4 separate regions of the Homo sapiens genome follow, and all the other regions are linked to region 2. Evidence: chromatin contacts called from ENCODE Hi-C or POLR2A ChIA-PET data. All regions are on one chromosome and are shown on one strand. The core of a region is the stretch at or near the end of the contact, and the rest is flanking DNA. Distances in the headings are between cores, read along the strand shown. Region 1 holds the start of UBR7 (ubiquitin protein ligase E3 component n-recognin 7). Region 2 holds the start of PPP4R3A (protein phosphatase 4 regulatory subunit 3A). Region 3 holds the start of NRDE2 (NRDE-2, necessary for RNA interference, domain containing). Region 4 holds the start of LYSET (lysosomal enzyme trafficking factor).

The links. A loop is a pair of places that touch in the nucleus more often than their neighbours do. ChIA-PET counts read pairs that join two places held with the same protein, here RNA polymerase II (POLR2A). Pooled maps may share reads with other maps.
Region 1: a pooled map shows a loop between it and region 2 (7-fold over the local background). The contact joins the promoter of UBR7 here to the promoter of PPP4R3A in region 2. A Hi-C loop is called at or near these places in 1 of 37 single-sample maps with no recorded cell type and 10 of 50 pooled maps. POLR2A ChIA-PET finds 5 or more read pairs at or near these places in 1 of 52 experiments (CD8-positive, alpha-beta T cell).
Region 3: a loop to region 2 is called in a map of gastrocnemius medialis, with 6 times the contacts of the local background. The contact joins the promoter of NRDE2 here to the promoter of PPP4R3A in region 2. A Hi-C loop is called at or near these places in 3 of 168 maps with a recorded cell type or tissue (gastrocnemius medialis, lower leg skin and naive thymus-derived CD4-positive, alpha-beta T cell) and 10 of 50 pooled maps. POLR2A ChIA-PET finds 5 or more read pairs at or near these places in 1 of 52 experiments (activated T-cell).
Region 4: a loop to region 2 is called in a map of B cell, with 24 times the contacts of the local background. The contact joins the promoter of LYSET here to the promoter of PPP4R3A in region 2. A Hi-C loop is called at or near these places in 1 of 168 maps with a recorded cell type or tissue (B cell) and 9 of 50 pooled maps. POLR2A ChIA-PET finds 5 or more read pairs at or near these places in 1 of 52 experiments (CD8-positive, alpha-beta T cell).

The regions. Positions count from the first base shown.
Region 1 is chr14:93,205,927-93,208,652 of GRCh38, reverse strand. UBR7 (ubiquitin protein ligase E3 component n-recognin 7) reads right to left here and starts at 1,397. Exons shown (of 11, transcript NM_175748.4): 1 at 1,212-1,397. The coding sequence starts at 1,361. It overlaps GON7 (GON7 subunit of KEOPS complex), which reads left to right and starts at 1,588. Exons shown (of 2, transcript NM_032490.5): 1 at 1,588-1,823. The coding sequence starts at 1,616. RefSeq lists an enhancer at 1,492-2,351.
Region 2 is chr14:91,508,846-91,511,795 of GRCh38, reverse strand. It overlaps PPP4R3A (protein phosphatase 4 regulatory subunit 3A), which reads left to right and starts at 1,486. Exons shown (of 15, transcript NM_001366432.2): 1 at 1,486-2,290. The coding sequence starts at 2,149. RefSeq lists silencers at 1,227-1,426, 2,007-2,106, 2,117-2,176, 2,427-2,476 and enhancers at 1,487-1,766, 1,584-2,234, 2,235-2,886.
Region 3 is chr14:90,330,490-90,333,225 of GRCh38, reverse strand. NRDE2 (NRDE-2, necessary for RNA interference, domain containing) reads left to right here and starts at 1,285. Exons shown (of 14, transcript NM_017970.4): 1 at 1,285-1,385. The coding sequence starts at 1,322. RefSeq lists a silencer at 1,052-1,201 and an enhancer at 1,352-1,531.
Region 4 is chr14:93,184,067-93,186,859 of GRCh38, reverse strand. LYSET (lysosomal enzyme trafficking factor) reads right to left here and starts at 1,543. Exons shown (of 2, transcript NM_001098621.4): 1 at 1,375-1,543; 2 at 1-600. The coding sequence starts at 1,454. The coding sequence ends at 189. MOAP1 (modulator of apoptosis 1) reads left to right here and starts at 1,963. Exons shown (of 3, transcript NM_022151.5): 1 at 1,963-2,050; 2 at 2,147-2,301; 3 at 2,498-2,793. The coding sequence starts at 2,618.

The DNA of each region.
Region 1 (2,726 bases), core at 148-2,647, 1.7 Mb before region 2:
TTCTATTTGTTGATCTGGGTTGTGGGAACACGCACACTTTCCTTTCAAGCTGTGTACATGATTTGTGCAAATTTCCGTATTTTTTTTTTTACCACAAAGAAAATATTAAGGAATCCATTTTATAAAGGTAACTACACTTCAAAAATAGTTTACATATAGACATAACTTTTTTCTTTTTTTTTTTTTTAAGTAAAGCAGGGGAAAAATTGTTTTAGTGGTGACCAAAGGTTTTAAAATACCTGGGGCTATGTCTGGATACCAGGTTTATTCAACAATCTAGCACTTTGCAGTGTAAACTAACCTTGGTCAACAACGAGAACTGGTATTATGATCTCAGTTCATACCACATAATGAATACAAGTCTCTCCCCTCATCTCCCCAGTGTTCCAATCCACCCCTCTTCCTAGGTAACCCTTCTTCCTACCAATTCTCATCCTTTGTCAGTCTTCTTCCTACCCATCCTTTTCCATTTTTGTACCTCGAAGTGTAGGGTGAGTCACTAAACACCACATCACACCCCCTCAAACACTTGCTCACTCACAACGTCTTCCAAATGCCAAACAGATCCTTTTCTCCTCTCTCCCCTCCCTTGCCAGAGCCACTTGCTGTTCTGTTTCCGGTCTATTTCCAGGGGAGGGGGGCAGACTGCAGATAGACATGGGTACTTGCTTCATTTTGCCAAAAAAAGAAAGAAAGAAAAAGTACTAGCTAGCACTTGTCCAACTAAATTGCAGAGGAACTAGCTGTCAAGGAGCTCACCGCAAATCCCTATGGATTTGAAAATCTCTTTAACCTGACTCTCCCATTCGGTCCCTAATAAATAAATAAATAAATAATCTTAGGATGGGAAAATCAGGGACAAAGATGTCTGGATCTGAGAGGTCGCGGGGTGGTTTCGTGAAAAGCAGTGGTGCACCAAGAAGAGGCTGGAGAGGACGGACAGAGCAGCTGCTCCAGGGCCCTTCCTGGCGGGCCGGACAGAGTTGGAGACAGGGGAGAGGGGGGCCCCTGCTGGACACAGGCTGAAGGGGGCCCAGGAGGTTGGGGTTAAAAGGGAAGGGTGAGCTTGGGGTGAGGAAGCGGCAGACTAACGGCGGCCCCGGACCACCACTGGGGAGACGACTGCGGCAAGGCGGGAATAGGGACAGCCGGGCCGGGAAGGGGAGGTTCGGCGGGAGCCGGGGGAGAGGAGGCCCGGGCCGCGCGCCCACCTGAGAGTAGGAGCACTTCTCGGAGTCGCTGCCGCCCAGGACAGCGCACGCCTCATTCTCCAGCTCCTCGTCCTCCTCAAGGACGTCGACCAACGATACCACGGGCTCCAGCTCCGACTGCCGCCCAGCGGCGCCCTCGGCTCCGGCCATCCTCAACTGTCAGCCGAACAGCGGCTCGGCCCCGGCGGAGGCGGGAAAAGCGGCCGTGAGGGGCGTAGCCGGAGGAGGTGGGGCCCGAGTGCCAGGAACCAATGACAAGGAAAAAAAGCGAAGGAAGGGGGAGGAGCGACTTCCGACAAACGGATGTCACTCCTCTCCCTTCTCCCGCCTGCGCCGGACGCGGGCTGATTTCCGCCTCCGGGTGGCGCTTCCCGGTGTCGTGTTCTGGAAGCTTAGCGGTCACCATGGAGCTGCTGGGAGAGTACGTCGGGCAGGAAGGGAAGCCGCAGAAGCTGCGGGTGTCCTGTGAGGCGCCGGGTGACGGCGACCCTTTCCAGGGCCTGTTGTCTGGCGTGGCCCAGATGAAGGACATGGTAACGGAATTATTCGACCCTCTGGTACAGGGGGAAGTGCAGCACCGGGTGGCGGCGGCTCCAGACGAGGACTTGGACGGTGAGCTCTGAGACGGTGCTGCAGTGACCGGAGGACGGGGCGGGCGCCCAGGGGAAATTGGCTTGGGGAGCCCGTGTAGAGTGGCAGACTTGGACAAAGTGAGCCTCGAGGAAAGAAGAATTGCATCTAAAAATTTTTGGCGGGCTAGGCGAAGTGGGGCTCACGCCTGTAATCCCAGCACTTTGGGAGGGCGAGGCAGGAGGATCACTTGAGGTCAGGAGTTCCAGAACAGCCAGGGCAACATATCGAGACCCCGTTTCTATTATTATTTTTAAAATAATTTAAAAAATAAAAATTGTTGGCATTTATCACTATATTTATTTGGGCTGCTTCTACTCAAGCGTTTCCACAACTCATCGCTATTTCGTTTATTTCACAAAAAAACGTGTCGAATGCCTACTATTATGTGCCAAACCCTGAGCTGAGCCCTGGAGGAAGAATGAGGTGAATGCGACTCAGTTCCTGCCCTTGTGAAACACAAGGGGACTAGACAGGCAGACACTCTTATTAAAAGTGGAAGTGGTCCGGGCTGGTGGCTCACGCCTGTAATCCCTGCACTTTGGGAGACCGAGGCAGGCAGATCACGAGGTCAGGAGTTCGAGACAAGCCTGGCCAATATGGTGAAACCCTGTCTCTACTAAAAATACAAAAATTAGCTGGGCGTGGTGGCATGCTCCTGTAGTCCCAGCTACTCTACTCGGGAGGCTGAGGCAGAAGAATCGCTTGAACCCTGGAGGCAGAGGGTGCAGTGAGCCGAGATCGCGCCACTGCACTCTATCGTGGGCGACAGAGCGAGACTCCGTCTCAAAAAAAAAGAAAAAAAAAGTGAAAGTGGTTCTGTGGTCCTCTGTAACTGTTGCAAACCCAGACACCCTAGGAAGTCTTCAGAAAGGATAAGACTTT
Region 2 (2,950 bases), core at 237-2,736:
GTAAATTTAATAAACTCTACCAGCCCGGGCAACAGTGAAACCCGTCTCTACCGAAAAAAAAAAATAATAACAAATTTAATTAATTAACTGGCAGTGGTGCTGCGCACCTGTGGTCCCAGCTACTTGGGAGGCTGAGATGGGAGAATCGCTTCAGCCCAGGAGGTTGAAGCTGCAGTGAGCTGAGACTGAGCCACTGCACTTCAGGATGGGTGACAGAGAGACCCTGTCTCAAAAAAAATTTTTTTTCAATAAAATCTAAACGTAGATATTTCTGATGAAAATTTAGTATCCCAACAGAGACTTGCTGGAAGGACAAAATATATCACATTTTTAAGACATTGTACGTATATCTCATTAGTAATTTGATTATTGAAATAACTTTTGAAAATACCGCACTAAAACGTTAACACTAATTTCACCAGTTTCTTCGTACTTTTTGTGGCTACTGCAAAATTTAAAGTTATGTGTGTGGCTGCATTATATTCCGAGCGGACAAGCCCGACCTGGCAAGGCCTGGCAAATGGTAAAAGCCACCAAAATGGTGGCATATGAGCTGCATGATAGGAACGAGAATGATATTCCTTTGTGAAGATCAACAATACTTGACATCAAGTAGGTCTTCAAAACACAGGACTACCTAATGCTGAGAATTACTCCTCCCGATTACACAGTGTCGCATTTGTTTTTGTGAGCGCCTTAAGTTCCTTTTCCGACAAGAAAGGCTGGCAGACAGTTCTGATAGGGATGAAGGAATGGAGCACTTGGGGCTTGCCTAGGCTGTAAGGTGAAGTTTTAGAATTGTCACTTGGAACTCGGTCCCACGCCCAGAAATCGCAAACAGTCCCAAGTTTCCACACTGGCCACGCCAGTCCGCGACCCACGGCGGCTCCCAAGGCTGCGCCGACCTAGGCGCCCACACCCGCGACCTTCCCCGGAAGCGTTTCCATTTCATTCCCTCAAGTCCGCAAGGCGCCGGGTGGGTCCCGAGCGCCCGACTCAGCCATAAAGGCGGCCCCGGGAAAACGCTCTCGGAAGCGGGTAGGGGCCCAGGCCCACGCTGCCCGGCGTCCGCAGGCCAGGGGCAGGGGCAGAGGCAGGGACGGGGCAGGAACAAGGGAAGGTGGCGGCGGGCGGAGGCGAGGCCGAAGCGCCGGGGCCCGCGGGCAGAGGCCGCAAACGTATCCACGCCCCTCGTGCATCCTGGAGCGGGGCTGATGACGAACACAGGGCGCGACGGACGCACACACCGCCCAGCGCTCGCACGACGGTGCGTGCAAGGAGGCGGGAGGGAGCCTCGGGCTGTCACCGGCGCAATCTGCGTCCCGCCTCCTCCGCTCCCTGCGCTCCCGCCACCTCGGCAACTCCGCGCCCGCCTCCCGCCTCCGTCGGAAGCCTCCGCCGCAGTAAGGCTCCCGGTCTCGCTGCTGTCTCTTTAAATGGTGGGGCTACGAGCCGCCCCTGCAGCTGCTCCCTGGGTGGCCCCGCGCGCCGCTTTTGAGGGGCGAACCAAGATGGCGGCGGTTTTGGCTGTGTGAGGAAGACGGAAGAGACGGCGGCGGAGGGAAACCGACTTCCACTAGTCCGGGTCGCTTGGGCGGCCGGGGGCCCTCAGAGTCTCCCGGGCAGTGGTAGCAGTTGCAGCAGGATCAGGCGCCTGTCGGCTTCTGACGTTTAAAACAGGGGGAGCGGAAGGGAGCCACTGGCCGCGGTGGCAGGGCCAGGTATAAGGAAGGAAAATATGGCGGCGGCGGCGGCGGCCTGAGGAGGCGGCGGCGGCGCGGGAAGCTGCTTCGCGGAGATCATGGCGGAGGCGGGAGCAGGGCAGTGACGGGAGCCCCGAGTTCCTAGCGCTGCGGGGCGGGAGGCTACGAAGCGCTGCGCGGCCCCCTCGGGGCTGCCGGGCGCCGGGCTCGCCAGGCCTGGACAATAGCGCCGGGGAGCCGGAGGCGAGGAAAGGCGGCGGCCCAGAGCTCGGTCCCTGGAGCGGGCCATGCAGGCGGCGGCGCGGCCCCGCGGCGCCCAGCGGCGGCAGTGAGGCCGGGGAGCCCTCCGCTCGCGGGCGCCCTCACGCCTCGCCCCTCGCCTCTCCAGGGCCCCTTTCCTGGGCGTCTACTGGCGGGGCCCCCGCCCCGGTTCCCGGGCGGCACGATGACCGACACCCGGCGGCGGGTGAAGGTGTACACGCTCAACGAGGACCGGCAGTGGGACGACCGGGGCACCGGGCATGTGTCGTCTGGCTACGTGGAGCGGCTGAAGGGCATGTCCCTGCTTGTCAGGGCTGAGAGCGACGGTAAGTGAAGCCCCGCGCGGCGGGACCCTCGCAGCCCCCACGGCCCTGGGCCGCCTCCCTGGTTCTTGCGGGGCATGGCGCTCGCTCCACGAGAACAGAGGGACGGCTGGGGAGGGCGGCCACCTCGGGGGAGGACGGGCCCCAGGTACCCCAGTCTTGCGGGAGCTCCCCGGAGAGCGCTTGAAATGTTTCCTTTCTCTGAGTGCCTGGTGGCATTTTGGGTACGAGGAGAGCCAAGCGTGTTTGAGCTGTGCCGCCCTGGAGTGTGGAGAGGTCGAGGACCTGAGATAGGGAGTCCGGAGTGTGCTGTTCTTTTGCACTAGAGTGACCTTGAGAAAGACACTGATTAATCCGATCTGCTGCCTTAGTTCACCCATCTGTAAAGCAGGCATGAAACTTTGCTTGGAGCTAAGAAAGTTCTTGGACCTTTCACACTTTGAAGAACGTTTTGCTGTGCTTTTTTTGTTTTTCTTTTTAAACATCTTTTTGCTACATGTTTCTGATCGTGTTGAAGCTTGGCAACACTGTATCTGGCAACTCTACACTAAGAGAAAACGCTTTCCCTTGCGAAGATTTTCGTTCACCAGTGTTGGTTGTCTTTTTTATAGTAATGCAGAATTTTGTGTGTAGCTTACTATATAAACATCTTGCAAAGTTGGA
Region 3 (2,736 bases), core at 36-2,535, 1.2 Mb after region 2:
CACTTTGGGAGGCAGAGGGGGGCAGATCGCTTGAGCCCAGGAGTTCGAGACCAGCCTGGGCAACATGGTGAAACCCTGTCTCTATTAAAAAAAAAAAAATTAAGCCAGACATGGTGGTGTATGCCTGTGGTTCCAGCCACTTGGGAGGCTGAGGTGAGGGGATTGCTTGAATCGAGGAGTTCGAAGCTGCAGTGAGCAGAGATCGTACCACTACACTCCAGCCTGGGTGGCAGAAGGAGACCTTGTCTCAAAATAAATAAATAAGGGTCACCTCAGTGACATAAGTACTTTAGTACATCTAACAGAATTCACAAGAATTACTTGTGAATTGCTTGTACTCTGCCTACCTTCTTATTTCTCCATCTATCTTAAAAAGGTCTTTTTACAGTTTGTCCAATCAGAATTATAATGAGGCCACAAATATGTTGTATTTGCTTGATGTGTCTGTAAGATCTTCGTATCTATTACAATCTCCTGCCCTCTTAAAGCCCTTGATATGTTAAGGAAGCACGGTTGTTTTCTATAATTTCCCATATTCTAGATTTGGCTAATTGTTTCTTGGTAGTACAAAGTCTTCTAAGTTGTTCCTTTACTCTCTATATTTCTGGTAGCAAGTGTGATTAGATTTTGGGTGGGAGGAACCGGGGTCAAGAATGCTTCACAGACAGGTATTTCCTAACTATCAAAGACCCTTGAACTTGATGGGACTTTCCATTTTTCCTTGTTCTGGGGTATTTAATATGGTAACCTGATTGAAGTTCGGATATCTCACATGACTTTGAGCCGAACTTGCAGTCGTAATTCACATAATAGCTAACACATATTAAGTGCTTTTCATGGGCCGGACTCAATGCTAGGCCCTTTATAAATATGTTCATTTAATCTTCTCAATATTTTGCAGATAAGGAAAGTAATGCTTAGAGCGTTTAAGTTGACCCAGTTAGCAAGGATGGTGTGAATTTAGGGGTCGAACTGGAATCCCAATTTCCTTAGTCCCTTTCGCGGTCAACAATTCCCTTCTCCGGTTTTCGCAGTTCCGGTTCTCACAGGGTCCCAACCACTAGGAACCCGTCACTCCTCGCTCCGCCCCCCTTGGCCCCGCCCCACCCTGCTTTGCCCTGCCTCTCCCTGCCCCGCCGCGCCCCAGTCCCTTGACGACCCTCCTCTCTGGGCCCCGCCCCTCCCGCTTCGGGGTCAAGCCCCAGAGAGCGCCGCGAAAACCACATTTCCCAGAGTGCACCGCGACGGCAGGGGTCCTCAGACCGGCGCTCGCTCGCCGGCGCCATCCCTATAGAGAAGAACGGAGGTACGGCCTGTGGTCATGGCGCTGTTCCCAGCCTTTGCGGGGCTTAGTGAGGCTCCCGATGGCGGGAGCTCCAGGAAAGGTAAGCACACAAACGAGCCGAAGAAGGCACCTGGGGGGCTTAAGAGGCTGTTTCTCGGGCCCAGGTCTAGACTTTTGCTTTGGATTTGTGTATCCATTTGTATCCCAGAGTTCTCCGCGGCGCTGCAAAGCCTTCTGGGAAAGGCTCAATCCCTCCGAGGTCTGGGGCCCAGAGGCCTGTTCTGGACCAAGGTTGTAGAGTTATGGAGGGGTGGAGAAAGACCAGCAGATGCCCTGGAGCTGGGACTTCTGTACGATGTTGTTAGGTCCTGTTCTTCTTTTCGAGCCTCAGTTACTTCATCTTTAAATTGGGAATAATGATACTCGACATCTCGAGGAAACCCTTGATGCAAATGCAGAATGTTTTTATTACATATTACTTCCTTTCCTGTTATACTTATTTCTGAAATGCTTATTAGATTGGTATTACTTAGCGGCCTAGAGCTAGGGGATTAGTATCCAAAACCTAATCAGTTTCTCTCTGGAGGGGCACAGCACCCAGTGAAAATAACTAACATTTATTCTTGAGGGCCTAGTGTGTATCAGGTTATGGCTTTACACATTTTACTTAAGTCCCAGACATTTCCAGCAGAGCTGCATTGTTCAAAATTGGGGTACATAGTTCATTTAAGAAGTAATTAATCCTGGCCAGGAGCAGTGGCCCACACCTGTAGGTGGAAGGATAGTTTGAGCCCGGGAGTTCATGACCATCATGATCAACATAGCGAGACTCCTGTCTCTTAAAAAAAAAGCCAGGCGTGGTGGTGCACACCTATAGTATCAGCTCCTCAGGAGGCTGAGGTAGGAGGATTGCTTGAGCCCAGAAGTTTGAGGCCGCAGTGAGCCATGATCGTGCCGCTGCATCCTGCCCTGGGGTGGGGGGACCTTGTCTCTAAAAAAAAAAGAAAAAAAAGTAATTCTAAATTATGTGCCATATGTGACAGGGCGCAATTGAGTCTTACCTGTCTGTTATATCCTCTAATATAGTTCCTACACTTTCTGTAACGTTTCTCCTAATTTTTTTTTTTTTTTTTGAGACAGGGTCTCACTCTGTTGCCCAGGCTGGAGTACAGTGGCACTGTCATAACTCACTGCCGCCTCAGACTCCTGGGCTTAACTTCCTGCCTCAGCCTCATGAATAGCTGGAACTACTGGTGTGCACCACCAGGCCTGGCTAATTTTTTTTAATATTTAGTAGAGACGAGGTCTCACTGTGTTGACCAGGCTGGTCTCGAACTCCTGAGCTCAAGCGATTCTCTATCTGAGCCTCCCAAAGTTCTAGGATTACAGGCATGAGCCACTGCGCTTGTCCTATTTCTCATAATTGTGAGTAATTTCTTGTGTAAAATTGT
Region 4 (2,793 bases), core at 294-2,793, 1.7 Mb before region 2:
ACTCTATCTCAGGTTTTACCTAAAAATTCGTTATTATTCAGATAAAGATAGCTCCCTAATCACATGTTTTTAAAAAGCCTCTGCCCCACGACAACTTCCTGAGATCTGTGAAGAAACTGCAGTCTTGTGATCAGACTCCATATAGGACTGGCAGTTTTGTAATCGTAGGGAAAAAACGGTGACTGATTTTACGTGTCAATCAGTTGTAGTCTGCTGATCTGATTAGAAGCCTTGACAAATGCCTGGTGGCGATTGCAAATAACTGCCAAGCATATAGGGATGATACAGTAGCCCACTGTTTTGGGATCAGCTCTTGTACAAGAGTATAGGAACAAAAACATCTGTAAGTAAGGTACCAGAAAAATAACTGTCCACACCCAAAAAGGCAAGGAGAGTAATTGAGCTTTCAAGGAGTGTGTCCATGTGGTTCCTTCAAGGGGCTCCTCAGGGTGCTGTTGAATGTGTTCCAAGGCCAGCCTGTTGTAAGTCTCACTGATTTCAAAAACATAGTAAAATGCTGCTGCACTGGCTAACAGATACAATCCCACTCCAATCCATCCCATCCGCTGACGGAAGTTCATCATTCTCCATGCTCTGTGCCTTCAAATTAAAAAAGAAAATACAATTAGGGTCTAGTAATGCTGTCACGGCAACTACTCCAAATGTACTTGCTTTATCTCCAAGAATTCTAGGCCGGGCGCGGTGGCTCGCGCCTGTAATCCCAGCACTTTGGGAGGCTGAGGCGGGTGGATCACGAGGTCAGGTGATAGAGACCATCCTGGCTAACATGGTGAAATCCCGTCTCTACTAAAAATACAAAAAAAATAGCCGGGCGTGGTGGCGGGCACCTGTAGTCCCAGCTACTCGGGAGGCTGAGGCAGGAGAATGGCGTGAACCCAGGAGGCAGAGCTTGCAGAGAGCCGAGATCACGCCACTGCACTCCAGCCTGGGCGACAGAGCGAGACTCTGTCTAATTAAAAAAAAAAAAAAAGAATTCTAAAATATCCCACTAACACACTTAAGATTTAAAATAATTAAATTAAACACCTATTAAGAAATGTAAAACTTACAGGTTGTTTTGTGTAATACTTACAATCAAGTAAAACAACACACACAAAAAAACAAAAAACCATTGATTTCAGTATATACTGAGTTCTGCTTTTTAACGGGAATCCCTCAGAATAAATCACTGCATCCTACTTAAACAGGTCCATAATACCCGCCCTCCAGAAACTGGAATTAAACTAGTTTCTCACAGCACATTTCACTTTGACAGGTGAAACACTTTCTGGCATAACAGTACTGCTTCAGACGTGAACGCGGGGTGCTACAAGTCAAGCCCCCAAGTTAAGACAGTAACTCCTAAGCACTTACAATGGTCCCGAAAATCTTCCTGTTCCCACGGCAAGCGTTAAAGAGTCACTCAGCTCTGAATAATCGGGTGGCTTTGGCATTTCAGAGAAAGCCAACATAAAATAAATCCCCTGGGTCACCCGGCTAGGAGAAAGGTGAGCGCCGCCAGCCTGGAGCACCAGCTACTAGTGATTAAGAACGGCGTGACTGCGGCGGGTCACGCGCGGCCCGGCCCCCGTCGCCGCCGCCGGAGACCCGCTCTGAGAACCTGACCCGGCAGGGAGGCGTCCCCGCCACTTGGGCCTCCGGGCGGCCGGCCCCGCCCCCTGCCGCGCTGCAGCGCCGGCACGCCGCGACCAAGGCTGCGCAGGCGGCGCCAGGCCCGGGCCTCGCCGCCTTGCAGCGCCGCGAGCCCAGCGCCCGTCAGCGGTCGCCGGCGGAGCCTGCTTGCAAAGCTGAGGTCCCGGATCTCACCTTCCTGTCCCGTGGTGGCCAGCCCGCCCGCCGTCCCGGATGCCGCCGCAGTCGGAGCTTCCGGCTCGGGCCGGAAGCGCGCGCGCCCCGCCCCCGAGGCCCGCCCCTCATGACGTCAGATCGCCCCCGCCCGCCGCGCAGCTTCCCCGAGCGAGACCAAAACAGGTGGAATCCGGGCTGGAGCCGGAGCTCCGGCGGCGCGGGTGGCGGCACGTCCCTCCAGGTGGGTGGCTCTCTGGGTCTGGCGACTCAGCGCTCCTCAGCCTTGCCCCCTGGTGCCCGCTCGCGACTGTCATCGCCCCATCACTTCTCGTTGCAGACAGTACCACAGGCACCTGGAGTACCGGCATCGGTCGCTGTGGCCCCCGAGTGTCCGTCAGAGCCTAGGGGAGCCTGCCCTCCCGCGCCTCGTCGGGGCCCGGCCAGGCACCTTGGCCGCCGGCGCACGGACGCGGGCACGAGCACTAGATCACGGTGAGTGGAAGCGGGCCCGACGCGGCCCTGCAGGCCCGACATCCGCCAGGCACCAGGGCTGGGAGGGGTGAGGGGCGCGCGCCGCAGTGCGGCTGCCCTGGCGTCGCCGCTGGGGGCAGGGCGCGCGGGGCTTGGGGCCTGCACGCTTGCCCTGGACGTTGGCACCTTTAGCTAACCTGTCTGCTCTGTCTTGCAGGCTGCTGGACCTCGGCACGTTGACAAGATTTCTCTGGGGTACCGCGGAGGATTACTTTGAATTTCGGTGGTCGCCTGTGGTCTGGCATATTTAGAACTTAAGTCTATTATTTCGGGCACCATGACTTTGAGGCTTTTAGAAGACTGGTGCAGGGGGATGGACATGAACCCTCGGAAAGCGCTATTGATTGCCGGCATCTCCCAGAGCTGCAGTGTGGCAGAAATCGAGGAGGCTCTGCAGGCTGGTTTAGCTCCCTTGGGGGAGTACAGACTGCTTGGAAGGATGTTCAGGAGGGA